Linked DNA regions of Mus musculus: region 1 is linked to region 2. Evidence: chromatin contacts called from ENCODE Hi-C or POLR2A ChIA-PET data. All regions are on one chromosome and are shown on one strand. The core of a region is the stretch at or near the end of the contact, and the rest is flanking DNA. Distances in the headings are between cores, read along the strand shown.

Region 1 (7,068 bases), core at 3,884-6,383, about 15 Mb before region 2:
ACTGGAACGTGGCAGCTCTCCACCCTCCTGTAGTCATCCCTAAATCCTTAGCTCACCGCGGGGAGGGGCCCGGGCTGGAATCCCTCTAGCTGAGCAGGGCCGCTCCTGTGGCCAGATTGCGGTGATGGGGAGGCTCAAGGATACTGGCTCCACTTAACCTCCATGCCTGGACCTCCTCTAGCAGTCTGGTCTTTGTATTCCACTTTCAGCTTCTCTGGGGAGTTCCTCTCTGTTGTAAATTCCCAAAGGACAAATATACCCACAAAGGCAGGGGACATCTGTATAAACGACCAGCAAGATCCCCAGGGAAGCAAAGCTGACCAGTCTAAAAGGTGTTTAAACTAGCTGATAATTTTTAACGTACAATTAAGGGTGCCCAATTAAATTTGACTTTAAGATGGGCAATAAATTACGTTTTATCATAAATTTATTGTATGAAATATTTGATGAAAGAGTGTCTGAAATAATGCATGGCAGACAATAAAAATTATTCGTCGTTTAAAATACAAATCGAACCAGGCACTGGGCATTTTTATTTGCTAAATCTGTCAGTGCTAATTCCTTCGTTCCTTGCATTTAAACTCTTGGAATTTGGTATTCTTCCCTCTCCAGGTCTCCTCCCCTAACCAGCTTCCTTCCTTTTTGCTTTTTGGTGAAGACGTGGTTTCTCTGATACTGTCTTTTAATTTCCCTCCTTCTCTGGTTTTATTTACTTTAGCTAACTCACCCTGGGTCTCAATTTAAAAGTCTTTGATGCTACCGTTAGGGCTGGGGTTGAGGCAGCATAAGCTTTAGGGGGTGGGGGGGATTTCTTAAGGACACTGGAAGGAAATTAAACCTCCGAAAATATGCTTGATGCCTCTACGCACCGCCTCTCCTTTCTTTCTAAGGAAAATGTGGGTTGAGCTCAGTTTGTGTCACGGGAGCACAAACAGCTGAATTAAAGCCAAAAGAATTCATTCCTCAAGCCTCCACCAGCTGCAGCCCCGGCCGGCCGGCAGACAAATGTGTTTGTCTCTAGCTCCATGGGTGTTTTTCTCAGGGTTTCCATCCACAGCTGAACTTGTGCAGGGGGACCTTGAACCTGTAGGCTCAGAGGGACTTGAGGGATCTGAGAGATCAGGAAGAGCAGGGTTTCCCACACAGCGAGGCATGTGGCCGTCGTTTAGCAGTCCCCAGCACAGGTTGGCCCAGTCTCACAATGTAAGCTCACAGGAATTGTGACTAAAAACAAACAAAAAGCACCCCCCACACACACCCCCACAAAGCTTTCCCAAATGACTCTAGCCTGAGACCCTGGATACCAGATAGACCAGGGCTTCTGGCTTAGGGGTGGCAGCTGAGCATCCAACTCCCTTCTGGTTGCTAGGGGCAGCTCTAGTGTGCTACCCGTCTGTCTGTTTCTTCTTTGCAGCATCTTCTCTCCTCCACCCTACCCCAGCAGGACCAGCTCCATAAATCACTCTTCAATGGCCCCTCTCTCTCTCCTGTCTTCTTCTCTACTTCTTCTTGGGACACCTCCCTCATCACATACTGCCCTTGAGACCTGCTCCCTCAGCCTGTCGTGGAGACACCTTAGTGTGATGGGTCTGTTATTCTTACTCATAGGCTGCTGTCTGGTTTACCACATGAATTCTTGATGTAAAAGCTGCCAGGGACGGCAGAAGACCCCAGTGTTTGGATTTCTGAGGCTTGGACATTACAAGTGATTGTGGCACAGGGCCTTGTATTAGTGTTTCCAAGCCTAGCTTCTTCAGCTCTGCACTGGGGTTACCTGTCTCAAAAAAAAGAAAAAGAAAATGAAAGAAAGAAAGGAAGGAAGAAAGAAACAAAAAGGAAGAGATGATATTTAGATCCCCCCCCCGCCCCCCCGAGAGATTTGGCCCAACTCAGCTGACTTAGGCCATGGCTTTCCATCTCCCTATGCAGCCCACAGCTTGGCCCCTCTAATCAGTTGGAAGGAAGGCTCTTGAGGGAGATGAAACTGCATGGTGGGTATATTATGTCATGACATTGGTGACCAATAGTCTGGGGAAGCAGCAAGGGACATTCATGCTGATGACAAGACATTTTCCAGGAGAAGCGTTTGACTCCAGGGACACACCGTACTGTATGGTGCAGATCTGAGTCCAGGCTGGGGTGTAAAACTACTGAGATTTCCAGGGTCTTGTGACCCAGGACAACGCAAAACCAAAACAAAAGCAACAACAAGAACCAAACCAGAACACGGAGGTAATAAAAATAGACACCATTTATTAAGAAAGAGAAAAGGACTCCCAAGAATGAGCTACCAACTGGCATACACTCCAGAACACCAGGCCAGGATCTCAGGTCCCTTTACAAGTCATTTGCATAGCACCTGCTTCCGCCATGTTTGTCTGTTTTGGAGCTTCTGCTGTTGTGGTTGTTGCATGTAGCCCAGGTGGGGAAGAGTTTCTAGTTCTTTCTGGCAACAGGCTTCCTTGCTTATATTAGTCATCCCCTGCCCTCTCCACTTGCTCTCCTGCTCTCAGCTCTCACCAGCCACCGAGAACCAGCCCCTGTCCCCACTGCACTCCCCTCGGACTTCCAAAGGCCACAGTTACAGTTTGAGAATCTTGGCAAATGTCAGGATGCTTTTGGAAACAAGCATCAGAAGCCTGACTCGGACCGTGGTACCCATTTCCTTCAGATCTCTTGTCTGTCCATCTCTGTAGATCCAGTTTATTTTCATCTGGGTCCCCTTGGGGTTTCAAGCCTTGTACCCACCAGCCTGCATCTGTGTTCCTAGTACCAGGATAACGGATCCTTTCTGGATCCAAACTTCCCTTATGAAACGACTTCAGTTTAGCTGTGTCAGCCATCGGGACAAGTTGTCTAGAATTTACTGAGTCTGGGATGGGTCAGGGCCAGACACACAGTGGCTGCCAAATAGTTGAGGAAGAGTGAGAAGATATTTGTGAACAGTTCCAATTCTATGGAGGGTTGCCATGCAGAGATAGGGGTCAGGTAGGAGAGCAGAGAGCCCAAAGGAAGGAGCCAGGCATCCTAAGTTGATTCTCAGACAATACCCTCTAACAGATGAGATCTTTTACAGCCCATGTCCTCTGAGGTATATAATTGTGTCTTTTTTTTTTTTTTCCTTCTTCTTCTTCTTCTTTTTCTGCTGTAGTAGGAGTTGACCCCATCCTTGGCTGGGTTTCGGAATGGATCCTGGAATGAGGCCTTGTGTGCCTGTGATTTATTAAGGGAGTGTTCTCAGGGGGAAATGAAGGAAACAGTTCAGAGCAGGGAAGAGACCAAGCTAAGAGGGGGCTGAGGCTAAATTCCCAGAGGATGAATTCAGCAAGTCTCAGGAGATAGGAGAGACACCTTTACAAGGGGGATACCAGGTCAACTCCTTGCCTAAGCTGTTGACAAAGGATGTCAGGCCAGGGAGGAGAAGGTAAATTCTAAGTACAGTGTATTAGGAACCTTCCTCTTTATTGTGACCAAATATCTTCCCAGAAGCAACACTAGGGAGGAGGGGCGCATTTCAGTTTACAATTGGGTGTTTTTAGTTAGTTTAGTTTTTTAAATATTTATTTTTATTCTGGTGTGTGTGGGTGTGTGGGTGTGTATTCAGGTGTAGAGTCCAGAAGGTTGTCGGATCCCCTGGATCTGGAGTTACAGGTGGTTGTAAGCTACTTGAACTGGGTGCTGGGTACTGAACTGCAAGACCAGCAGCCACTCTTAACCTCTGAATCTCTGAGCCAGGGGAGCCAGAGAACTGGATTTCTACGTGAAAAACGTCTGAGACTTAAATGTTGACAACTAATTCAGAAGCTGAGGACATTAAGGATGTCTTGGGGTGAAGCAGGAACGGGGGGCAGCTTCTGGGACCTTGTGTTCTGGGGGAGGGCTGACGCCAGACCTGGCCCAAGGCAGACTGTATGACCACCCCATCCTGCACCTTGGACCCTTCTCTGCCACTGGTGTGTCCCTGGCTCCTCCCAGATCTGAAGCTCTCCTCTTCCCGCAGTGCGTGGCTGCTGTTGGAGTCACCTTGCGTGAGGGGACAGTACGGTTGGGTAATTTGATTGACAATTTGATTGGATTAAATAACATCCTCTGCTTGGCTAGTGTTAGGCTGACCGCTCAGTATTCTCAGCTTCTGAATTAGTTGTCAACATTTAAGTCTCAGGCGTTTTTCACGTAAAAATCCAGTTCTCTGGCTCCTCACGGGGTGGTGGTGGTGGTGGTGGTGGTGAGGAGAGCGACAACTAGGTTTGTAATCTGTGGTAGATGCCACAGGGTCTGGCCAAGCCCAGCAACTTCATCTTGGGGAACAATACCATAGAACCCATCATTCTCTCATGTCTCAAGCATGTGGGAGAGGCAAGAGGAAAGAGAAATATTTTGTCCCCGTATCTCTAAGGCGAAGGGGAAATCTGCGACCAGGGAGGTTAATACGTATTCCAAGAATGCCTGAGTCTAATGCGTACAGTTCAGGGGCGCCATTAGCGAGCGCCTTAGGACCCTGTGTATGCGAGCTGCGTATCCTACCAGACCTCAGCCTTTCCAGATGTTGGGCCTCCCTCCCCTCCTCCATCCCATTTTGTTAAAAGCAGCTGTTTCCACCCCCTTCCAGCTCCCCAAGTGCTGATTTCATCTCCCCACCCCCAGCCCCCTTCCCCAACAAAAGTTTAGAGCCAGGAGAGAACTGGTTTGGCAGAAAGCCAACATGCCGTGGGAGGAAGAGGACAACGTGGAGAAAGTGGGAGCCAAGTAGAGGCTGAGCAGGAAGGCTTGGACCCAGGCTCTGAGGACTCTAAGAAGCCAGGCTATCCAGCGGATCCAGATGTGGGAGTAGCCTCTTCGCTTAAAGGTGGAGCCCAGAAAGTTCTTTTGCTCCACAATTTGTTCCTGGTGTAGTCGGAAAGAGGTAGAGAAGAGCCAAAGAGGCAAGAAGAGGGAGAGAAGATAGATTCCCTCCAGCCCCGAGCTGGAGCATCGACCCCAGTCCTCTACTCGCCCCATCTCTGCTCTGGCTGCAGTTTTGAGCCTGTATGTTTGTTATGCTGGGCTGAAAGGAGGCCAAGGAATCATGACGTGGTTAAAGGGTAACCAAGGCCCAGGCGACTGGCCTGCAGTCACACCAGATCCAGGAGGAGTGGGCAGCCCACAAGGCACGGGGTGGAGGTGGGTGGGGGTGTGGGGCCTGCACCCAGCTCTCAGAGTCAAATGTTGTCGTCCCTGCCCCCATTCACAGCAGCTCCATAGTTCTTCTTATCCTCCCACCCCCACCCCTATTACAGCTGAGCCAACGTCTTTGAGGTCTGGAAAAATTCCTTTCCCCTTAACTTTGAAAAGAAAAAAAGTTGAAAATTTCCAAAAGGACCACGTGAGTAAGGCACAAAGGGAAACCCAGAAATGGAGACTTGGGGAGCTTGCAGGGCACTCATGGCTGTGCTAACTTAATGCCTTGGGGAAGACCCATGGTGGGCACTCCCAAGAGGGGCATTTGCTCCTTGCAATTCTCCAAGGAAGTGCAAAGTGGGGCTGGAGGAGGCTGAACAGGCATTGATGGGTCTGCTTTTGTCCTGGTGGGGACCCAGCATCTCTCCTAAGCTTGGAGCCTTTTGGGAGGAAGGGGTTCTCCATTCAGCCCCGGTGTTCCCTGGATCACGTGGTCCTTCCTCCTTCCCCAAGAAAGGCACCTAATTTAATTTCTATCTTCTCTCAAATCTCTGGCTCCTGGCTTGGGATGGCTCCCTGTGTGTGTGTGTGTGTGTGTGTGTGTGTGTGTGTGTGTGTCCCACCTGGTCAGGTTTCCAGAGGCCATATGGAGCTCAGACTGACTATGCTCTGGAGCAGTCATGCCCCTGCATACGCTATGCACACATATTGCTCGAAGGCTATGACATTTTTAGGATTCTCGTTGTTCTGATTTAAGGGATTGAATTTATCCATAGACAACCGACCCAGTGTGATGCTATGAAGAAGTTATACATGGGGTCGCTGGGACCAGATGGCCCAGCTGGTAAAGGCAGTTGTCCCAGAGCCTGATGACTAGAAGAAGGAAGTCTTCTGACCTGCACATGTGTGCTGTGGTGTGGGCAGGCACACATAGACAGATACGCTAAACAAGTAAATGTAAAAGAAAGCAACCACCAGCCTTTTCACATTTGCATGTTAATGTAATCAAAGACAAAATGCACGTGGCTTCCCTCTCCATCTTCTCCCTTCTCTCAAGGGGCAACCACCATCTTCCAGGACTGTATTATGCAAGCATATATATGCTTAAGAAAAAAAAATTCATTTCTACCCACCTATAATTATCTATTGCTACCTGCGGGACATTGTTCCAGGAGCTCTCCTGCAGACAGCAAAATCCTCGGATTCTCAAATCTTTTGTTTAAGAAAAGCACAACATTAGCATATAACCTGTGCATATCTCACCTCTGGATTATTTATAATGTTGAATATAATGTAAATGCTATGCAAATGGTTGTTCAACTCTATTGTTTAAGGCATCCTGGCAAATGTTCAGTAGAGACATGATTTCTTTCTGAACGGTTTTCAGTCCACTGTTGTTTGGCTCCACGGATGCAGACGAGAGGCTCTGTAACTCATTTTCCTAATGTTTTTACAATTGCAGTTTTAAGGTCTGATTTATCTGGAATTCATATTCGTGAGAGGAAGAAGGTAGGGACCCATCCTGAACTTTTCCCCAGATGACGGGATGACCCCATGAAGGGATGAGCTGAAGTCTTTTGAATAAGCCACTTATGAGACTGATGTTCCCAGAAGGCTGTGCTGACGCGTATTAATGGGGAGGCTAGAGACAGGAGGAGCCTCAGCTTTGGCTCTGCCTTCTTGAGAAGTTCAGTTCAGATTACAAACTTGCACATCGCCTGGCTGAAGCAAAGCCCAGCAGCTGACCAGGTCTCTTTCGTAGCTACCTGGGTGATTGATTCCTCTCTTTCCTTAACCACTTGACTCTCGCCCCCTCGGGCTTTCCCTTCCTTGGCACAGGGCACTCTGAGGAGGGTGGTTTTCTTTGGCCTTTCCCCTCTGACTAGAGGGTTCTCTGTGGGTTCCTACTAG
Region 2 (7,446 bases), core at 119-2,618:
CTCTGGGAAGGGACTGACATGCTGGACGCAATTTCTAGATCCCATGAGCGGCCATCATAGGAGATAAAGGACACTCTATTAAATGTGAAGATCAGAAAAATGAAACCCAGGTTTTAATTTAGGTAAATATCAAGATTGCTTGTGTCATTTAATTGGCTTTTCCGTGTCATTTGCTCATCTACCAAAGGCAGAAGGGAGAAAGAGTGAAGGGGAGCCGAGCTAGCTGATGGTTTGAGTGCAGAATGACCACATCTGGCACCACATGGTCCAAGGTGGCCGAGGGGAGCTTACCCTTGTCTGCCCTGGGATGCTTTTTTATATAGTCCACAGCTATGCAAAGCCACAGCAAAGTCAGAGAGATTGGGTGAAGCTGGTGTTTGACTCTTCACCTTTCGGAGTGACCTGGCACTTCCAGCCATTCAGCTGTCCCTCCCCTCCTCACACCTACCCAGAGACTCACTCTCTCAAAGAGGTCACAGTGTGAGCCATTCTCTCTCAGAGTCTCCCTGAAGTTCTGCCATACCCTCTCTGGCTCCTCAGTTTAGCTTTTCAGAAGGCTGGCTATAACTCCAGCTATATCCGAAGAACAAACACTAACACCATTTCCTCACTGTACCCAACAATGGAGCTCTGAACTCCCATAGAGCAAAACTGGTAGAGTTAAAGGGAGAAAGGCTTAAAAAATGAGAGTTGAGACCTAGGTTCCTCACTTATAGTTACAGATAGAAGTATATACTAGGACAGAAGACAAACAGGATATAAGACAGAGTGAGACAACGAACCAACCAGGCTAAACTGTTACACAGAGAACATTTCTACAACTGGTTTACCCCATCTCTAGTGCTCGGCAGTCTCTAGGATAGGACATCTGCTATGTCATTAAACAAGCTTTAATAAATGCTAAATGACTGAAATCATGCTAAGTATTTTCTAATGGAATGTTAGAAATAAAAAAGAGGCTCAGTGGATAAGAACACTGACTGGACACGCATGGAGACCCACATGCAAATCAGCAGCGCCCACATAAAAAGAAAGTAAAAGAAAAAAAAGAAAAAGGAAAGAAAGAAAGAAGGAAAGAAAGAGAGAGAGAGAGAGAGAGAGGAAGAAAGGAAGGAAGGAAGGAAGGAAGGAAAAAAGAAAGAAAGAAAGAAAGAGAAAGAAAGAGAGAGAAAAACAAAATAGGCAAAATCAAACCAAGGGAGAAACCCCTTGAGATGAATGATAATACAGCAAATCAAAACTGCCCTGGAACACAGCTAACGCCATGTCTACAGGGAAATGTTTAGCACAGATGTGCAGCATAAACACTTAGAGTACATTTTTTTCCAATGAGGCATGGTGGCGGCACACACTGCCCTTTGGAGGCAGAAGCAGGAGGAACAGGAGTTCATGGTTATTTTTGGCAACAGTGAGAGGAAGGGCACTATAGACAACAAGAAGCTGACTCTGTCTTTTAAAAAAAAAATCATTAATCAGTTGATTAGATTTCCTGGTGAGAGACGGTAGGCATAAGGACTGCACTGAAATTCACATACAAAGTCAGGCAGGAGCCAAGCAAGGCTGGGAGCCGTACAGCGAGGAGACGGTTTTAGGGATAATGTTTGTTTTTATTTTTCAGAGAAGGAACAGCTGTCAGATAAGAGTAGGAGGCACCAAGGACAGTGAACTTAATTCTAGTTGGTATGAAAAACATCTGGTTGATCAACACAAAATTCTCTGGAAGTCACTTCTCCAAACTGAGTTGGCATGACAAGTATGCTAGGTTAATTTGTTTGTCTTTTTAAAATCTAATTTCATTCATTTATGTATTATTATCATGGGAGGGACACTTATGTGCCATGATACACAAGTAAAGGTCAGAAGAGGATGCTCAGGACTCTGTTCTGTCCTACCCTGGGATCAAACTCAGGCTCTCAGGCTTGTGTGGCAACTTGCTGGCCTGGTTAATGACTTTTGTTTGTTTGCTTATTGTTTATTTCTTGATACTGGGTTTCTGTGTTGCCCTAGGTATCTTGGAACTCACGCTGTAGACCAGGCTGGCCTTAACTCAGAGATCCACCTGCCTCTGCCTCTCCCCACCTCCAATGCTGGGATTAAAGGTATGTGCCACCACCCCACATACACAGGTTAATGAGTTTTTAATGAGAAAACTAGATATTCAGGAAATTAAGAGTAATTCCATTCCTATGCATAACAATGGACAAGGTAGAATACATTCATACAATTAGAAGACAGTCCAAGAGTGACTGCTAACTAGCTCCTACACAGTGTCTGATCTGACTATGGAGTTAGGACCTCTGAGCTCTGATGTTGCTTGGCATCAGATCTTCAGGGCCTGAATTCTTTCTGGTCCTGTCACTCACAGACTTGGTGAGTGCTGTTTTAAGCAAGAGGTATCTGAAGAATGCCTTGGTTGCAGTGGGCTCTTGTTAAATAACAATGTTACTGATAGTGTTTTCATGAAAGGAACACTCAAGAGTATACAGCTTATACCACAACAACGTATCATTTAGGGTGACCTACCCATATTTTCCCCAACCCTGTTTCATAGTAACTTTAGCTAATGTTAAAAGGAACTGATGATTGAACAAGTCCAGCAAACCCAACCCCCAACCCCCTTTTCCCCAAGAGACAATGTTAGCTAAGGGGCTTCATCTATCAGCATACATGACCCACATGACTGTCCTCCATAACACCAGCCCAGGATAAGTCACTCTGGGAGGTGTGGAGCCTCCTGGACCTTTGGTCACAAACCAGCTCTCCTTCAGGGATGTGTCTATGTAACTTATAAAGAATTATCCCTGGTTTCATGGCCTTTGTCCTTGGAAACATGTTTCTCCCTTGCTTGGGTCCTGGGCCACAATGGAGCACTGTGGCCAGAGAATCAAAACAGCCCGTGATGGTGGACACGGAGGGGGAGTGGAAGAGGTTACCCTGGGGAGGAGGAGGGAAAGTCAGAGAGCACCACTCAGCACCTTCCCTCTCCATTTTGGAAATTTACCTGAATGCTGCAGTTCTGAAGTGGGGAGTAGCCATCAAAACCAGGGACCCAGGAGACCAGGATGCTGTGTGCTGTACTGTTGAGGATATGGACTTCAGTGGGCGGGGAGGGGATTACTATGGAAAAAGAAGACACACACACACCATCACAATTATAAACCACAGGAGGCTTCAAGTATCAACCAGTTTCAACCTGTGGGTCGTGACCCTTCTGGGGGTCAAGCAACTCTTTCACCTGAGTCGCTTAACATTGGAAAACACAGATATTTATATTACCATTCATAACAGTAGCAAGATTATGGTTATGAAATAGCAACAAAATAATTTTGTAGTTGGGGGTGACCACAACATGAGGAACTGTGTTAAAGGACGGCAGCATTAGGAGACTGAGAACCACTGGCTTAGGCAAAGTGGGTCTTGGTTATTCTGGAAAAAGCTTTAAGATAAATGAAGGTCAGTCAGAAACACAAGTTTGACCTCAGAGTTGGGGAGATAAGGCAGAAGGACCGGAAGTTCAAGGCCACCTTGTCTTAAAATAAACGCATAGAAATCCCACAAGCTTTGGAAATAGAATAGAGGTTTTTGGTTTTTTTTTTGTTTGTTTGTTTGGATAGAGTTTTTAAAGAAAGTTTAGATGAGATTCTACATGAAGCACACATTTTAATGCTTCCCATTTTATACATGTCTAAACTCGGAGAAGTTTAAACCTTAGCCTTAGTAAATACGTCTTTATAAGTCTACACCCACTGATGGATTTCTGAGATTCCCAGCATGCCTTTTGAAACTGTAATAGCAGAATTTGTGGAAAAGGAAGGAAGTTATACACTTCCTCCAGGAGTCACTTTTAGTTTGTTTTTTTTGTTTTTTTTTTTTTTTGGCAATGAACCTTTACAAAATGCTATGTCATATCCTTCATCCAGTCCGTTTACCGAAACTGAAATCAGAATCCTTTAGAACTCCTTCCGTCGTTTTAAATCCCCTTCTCTGCATGCCCAACCTTTAACTTATCATTCAGCATATTCCAACATGTCTTTGTGTTGCTGTGATTTCCTGAGGATAGTAGGAAAGAACCATGAACCCAGCATTTCATCTTCTCTATCTAAAGAGCTACGTGACAGTAAAATATAAAACATGTTTGAGTTTCTGTGAGAAAGAATGACGACATAAAGATTAAATACAGCATAATTTGCTTGTGGGTTTTCCTTCCCTTCCAAGTTTTGGGTGTCAATACCTGTTATTACGCAGGAGTTGAAGGACAGGGTGAAGGACTATAATGTCTTGTAGAAATTCTGTTACTGTCAATCAACTAACTGTCCAGTGAGCTCCCATCTAGTAAAATGGGAGGTAAGATGGAGAGGGAGAAGAGGAGGCAGACTGATCCCACATGCTCTCTGCTCCCAGTTGTCAGTCTCCCTCTTGTAAGATTTGGATCAGGCTCCGTTGTCAGTCCTCAGCAGCAGCGGCCCTGACGAGCCCACCTCTGGGCTCTTCAACGGTTAATGAGGATAAGCACAAGGCAGAAATGGGAAGGCGAAAATGGAGGTAAAGCGGCTAGCTTATTTTCTTCTTGTGCTAAGCAGAACTACACTAGCTAATGCTTACCAACGACCTATGTGCCAAGAACTGCTATGACTATATTACTTGGATTAAATAACCAAGCCTCAAAAATAAGTAGACTTTATAATTGTCCCAAGTTTCTTTTTTCCCAACACTGATATCAAAGAGGAGAAGAGACTTGAGTAATGTTACAGAGAAAGTCATGGAGTAAGCCAGATGCAACCCTGTGTCCCTCCATAGCCCCCAGGACCTGCTAGAGAGCCCTGGCCTTCCTGCTCACCTTTGATGTTGATATGTACACCCTTGGACACCGTCAGTCCTTTGTCATTGTGGGCCTCACAGCTGAAGACTGCTGTCTCTGTCAGACCTGAGATGGAAGGGCACTCGTGAGATTCAGGCAGATAAGCAGATTGTCCTGAGCTAGAGACCCGTGGCTTTGGCAGCTTTTATTTCTTGGTTCATAGCGTCTAGCCTAAAATGTAAAATTAATCTAAAGAAAAAAGCATGATAGTTATAGGAAAACCAACTGAGAAGAAACCACAGGTGCCTGGAGCAGGGCAGCCCTGGCCCTAGAGGCAGCTGGTTTCAGCCTTTCAATCCCTGAATGCCAGGTAGAGTTGCTCAGACTTTTTTGAGTCCAGTGGGGAAGAGGTTGAGACACAGTCTATCTATGTAGCTCTGGCTGTCCTGGAACTCACTCTGTAGACCAGGCTGGCCTTGAACTCACAGAGATCTGCCCGCCTCGGTCTCCTCAGTGCTGCAATTAAGGGGTGTGAGTCACTACACCCAGTCAGAGCTCAGTCACAACAGTCAACACAGAAGCACACAATGCACACAATGATGGGCTGCTTCAGAGAGACACAGGAATCAAGGGAAAGAGTTCCCAGGGGAACACTGGAGAGAAATCTTCAAGTGGATTGCTTAATTAAGGTTTCCTGACAATATAAAGCACCAAGAACAGTGGCTTCGCTCAGGAGTCATACCTTTACGTATTCACTTTCTCTTGGGGGAAACGCTCCGATTTTGTGTGGTGACTAGAGCAAATAACCAGAAACCTGGAAGTGAATATTTTATTCTGCGCCTCTTACTTGCATCTATAAAGGACACTTATGAATGGCGACTCTGTGTGCTTCCTCCTAATTTTGAAAAGTATGCATAGCCGCTCAGACACTCTGATATCTACATTCCAAAATTTTCCATGGTTGAAACAGCTGGATAAAATGTAATAGTAGAGACCTAGAAAACTGCATAGAATCGAGGCACTCCGGCACACCTAATCCCCAACTCTACCTGCAATACCTTGACACAACATCACCCACTGGAATCACTTCTCCTACAGAGTGGTTTTCCACCATGATTTTCTACTTCTTCTGTGAAGTCTATTTTAATAGCATCCGTACGGGTGCTTGAAAATCATAATAACTGTCTGGTTTTCTTTCTTTTGGATTGATTATATTTACAGAAATTATCAGGAAACAATGAATTGGTAAATAATTCCATGTTTTCTTTGGTCAGTGATGGGGATGGGATGAAACCCAAGACTTCATTTATGATAGACAAGCTACCTCTTTCCCTCCTCCTTTGTCAGATCAAATTGTAATTTTCTGTATCTGCAGTCTAGAAATTTCTGAACCCTGGGTCAAGGTGTCATAGCAGCTGTTCTCAGAGTCAGGTCTACAGACGACTTCAGGAGGTGCCAGGGACACTTGCCCTCGAAAGTTAGCTTATTCTCATCATAGCAATGTGACTTTCCTTTTCATGCTCATTATCTCACGGATGCATGAAGGAATTTTCCAGAGGGTGACGTCATATGATGATGCCACACGTCTCCCGGTCAGTGGAACATAGACTTGCATTTCCTCGCTTTTTAAAGTTTTCCATTTTACTTTCTAATTCCATAAGCAGATAGGCATATTTAGTACAAAATTGTTTTGTTTTTCTTTTTTTCAACAGTTTTTAACTCTTAAAGGGATCCCGACACCAAATTCTTTGAGAGTTGCTGTCCCACTGGGACTCTGGGGGAGGGGCAGGGGGAGTCTCTACCTCCTGGAAAAGGAGGAAGAACTGAGAGGCAGGTGGCAAACAACAACAGCAAATGCACAGACAAAAAGCCCTCGAGGGGCATTGGTTGGTCGGGTTTGACTGTGGGAAAGAGAATGTACACAGCAAAAGGCAGGCCTCACGGTGCATGGGGTGCATGGGGTGCACGGGTGCATTCCTCTGCACTCCATGCCACAGCCTCGATGTCAGACTGCAGCATCCTCATAACCAATGGGTCCTGATCTCCCAGGGGAGACACCCATCTTTCCAGCTCCCAAGAGCTTGCAATGCTTGGCTCTTGTTTAGGAAAACCACATTTTGGCTCCATCAGAACACAAGGAATTTTATTTATTTATTTATTTATTTATTTATTTATTTATTTATTTATTTATTTATATTTAAGGTGTGGTAGATGTCTGCAGGCCAAACATCTTTTGATTTCAGTTATTCTTATCCAAACTTTTAGGAAATATACATGGAGTATGAACTACAAAAATCACATTCCACTCTGAGCGAGGCAGGGAGAGTCGGCTCTATGGCAAACCAAGTTTATTTCACTGGGATCCGGTACTTCGCCGCAGCTCCCTGAAGGAGGACAATCAGCCAGGCACATTGTTCCTGGCCTCTATGGTGGACAGACAGACAAGTGCTTAAAGGGAAGCTGGCTACTGTGTGGCTTGATTTTTAGATCAAGCAGGAAGTCATTTTCCTCTTTGTGTTTTTTTTTTTCTCTCCAAAGTTTACACAAGGTCAGAAAAACAGTTTATAGCAGATGTCTCAGCAGCACAAGGTACCCACACCAAACTGGAACTCCCAGAGACCAGCTCCAATGCTTCCCCATGTGGGTAG

The links. Hi-C counts contacts between places; a loop is a spot of excess contacts on that map. ChIA-PET counts read pairs that join two places held with the same protein, here RNA polymerase II (POLR2A).
Region 1: a map of regulatory T cell shows a loop between it and region 2 (21-fold over the local background). The contact joins two enhancer-like sites. A Hi-C loop is called at or near these places in 1 of 37 maps with a recorded cell type or tissue (regulatory T cell). POLR2A ChIA-PET finds 5 or more read pairs at or near these places in 1 of 5 experiments (embryonic stem cell).

Annotation. Positions count from the first base shown.
Region 1 is chr2:144,158,181-144,165,248 of GRCm38, reverse strand. The region is part of intron 2 of Banf2os (a long non-coding RNA gene); the gene reads left to right. Among named protein-coding and RNA genes, the nearest start is that of Gm5535, 28 kb to the left of the region's middle. Within about 2 kb of position 5,133, at least 1 of the 3 ENCODE cell types and tissues checked has a DNase peak (open chromatin) inside an H3K27ac peak, as active enhancers do.
Region 2 is chr2:128,747,578-128,755,023 of GRCm38, reverse strand. It overlaps Mertk (MER proto-oncogene tyrosine kinase), which reads right to left. Exons shown (of 19, transcript NM_008587.2): 5 at 4,838-4,924; 6 at 3,002-3,117. Among named protein-coding and RNA genes, the nearest start is that of Mertk, 52 kb to the right of the region's middle. Within about 2 kb of position 1,368, at least 1 of the 3 ENCODE cell types and tissues checked has a DNase peak (open chromatin) inside an H3K27ac peak, as active enhancers do.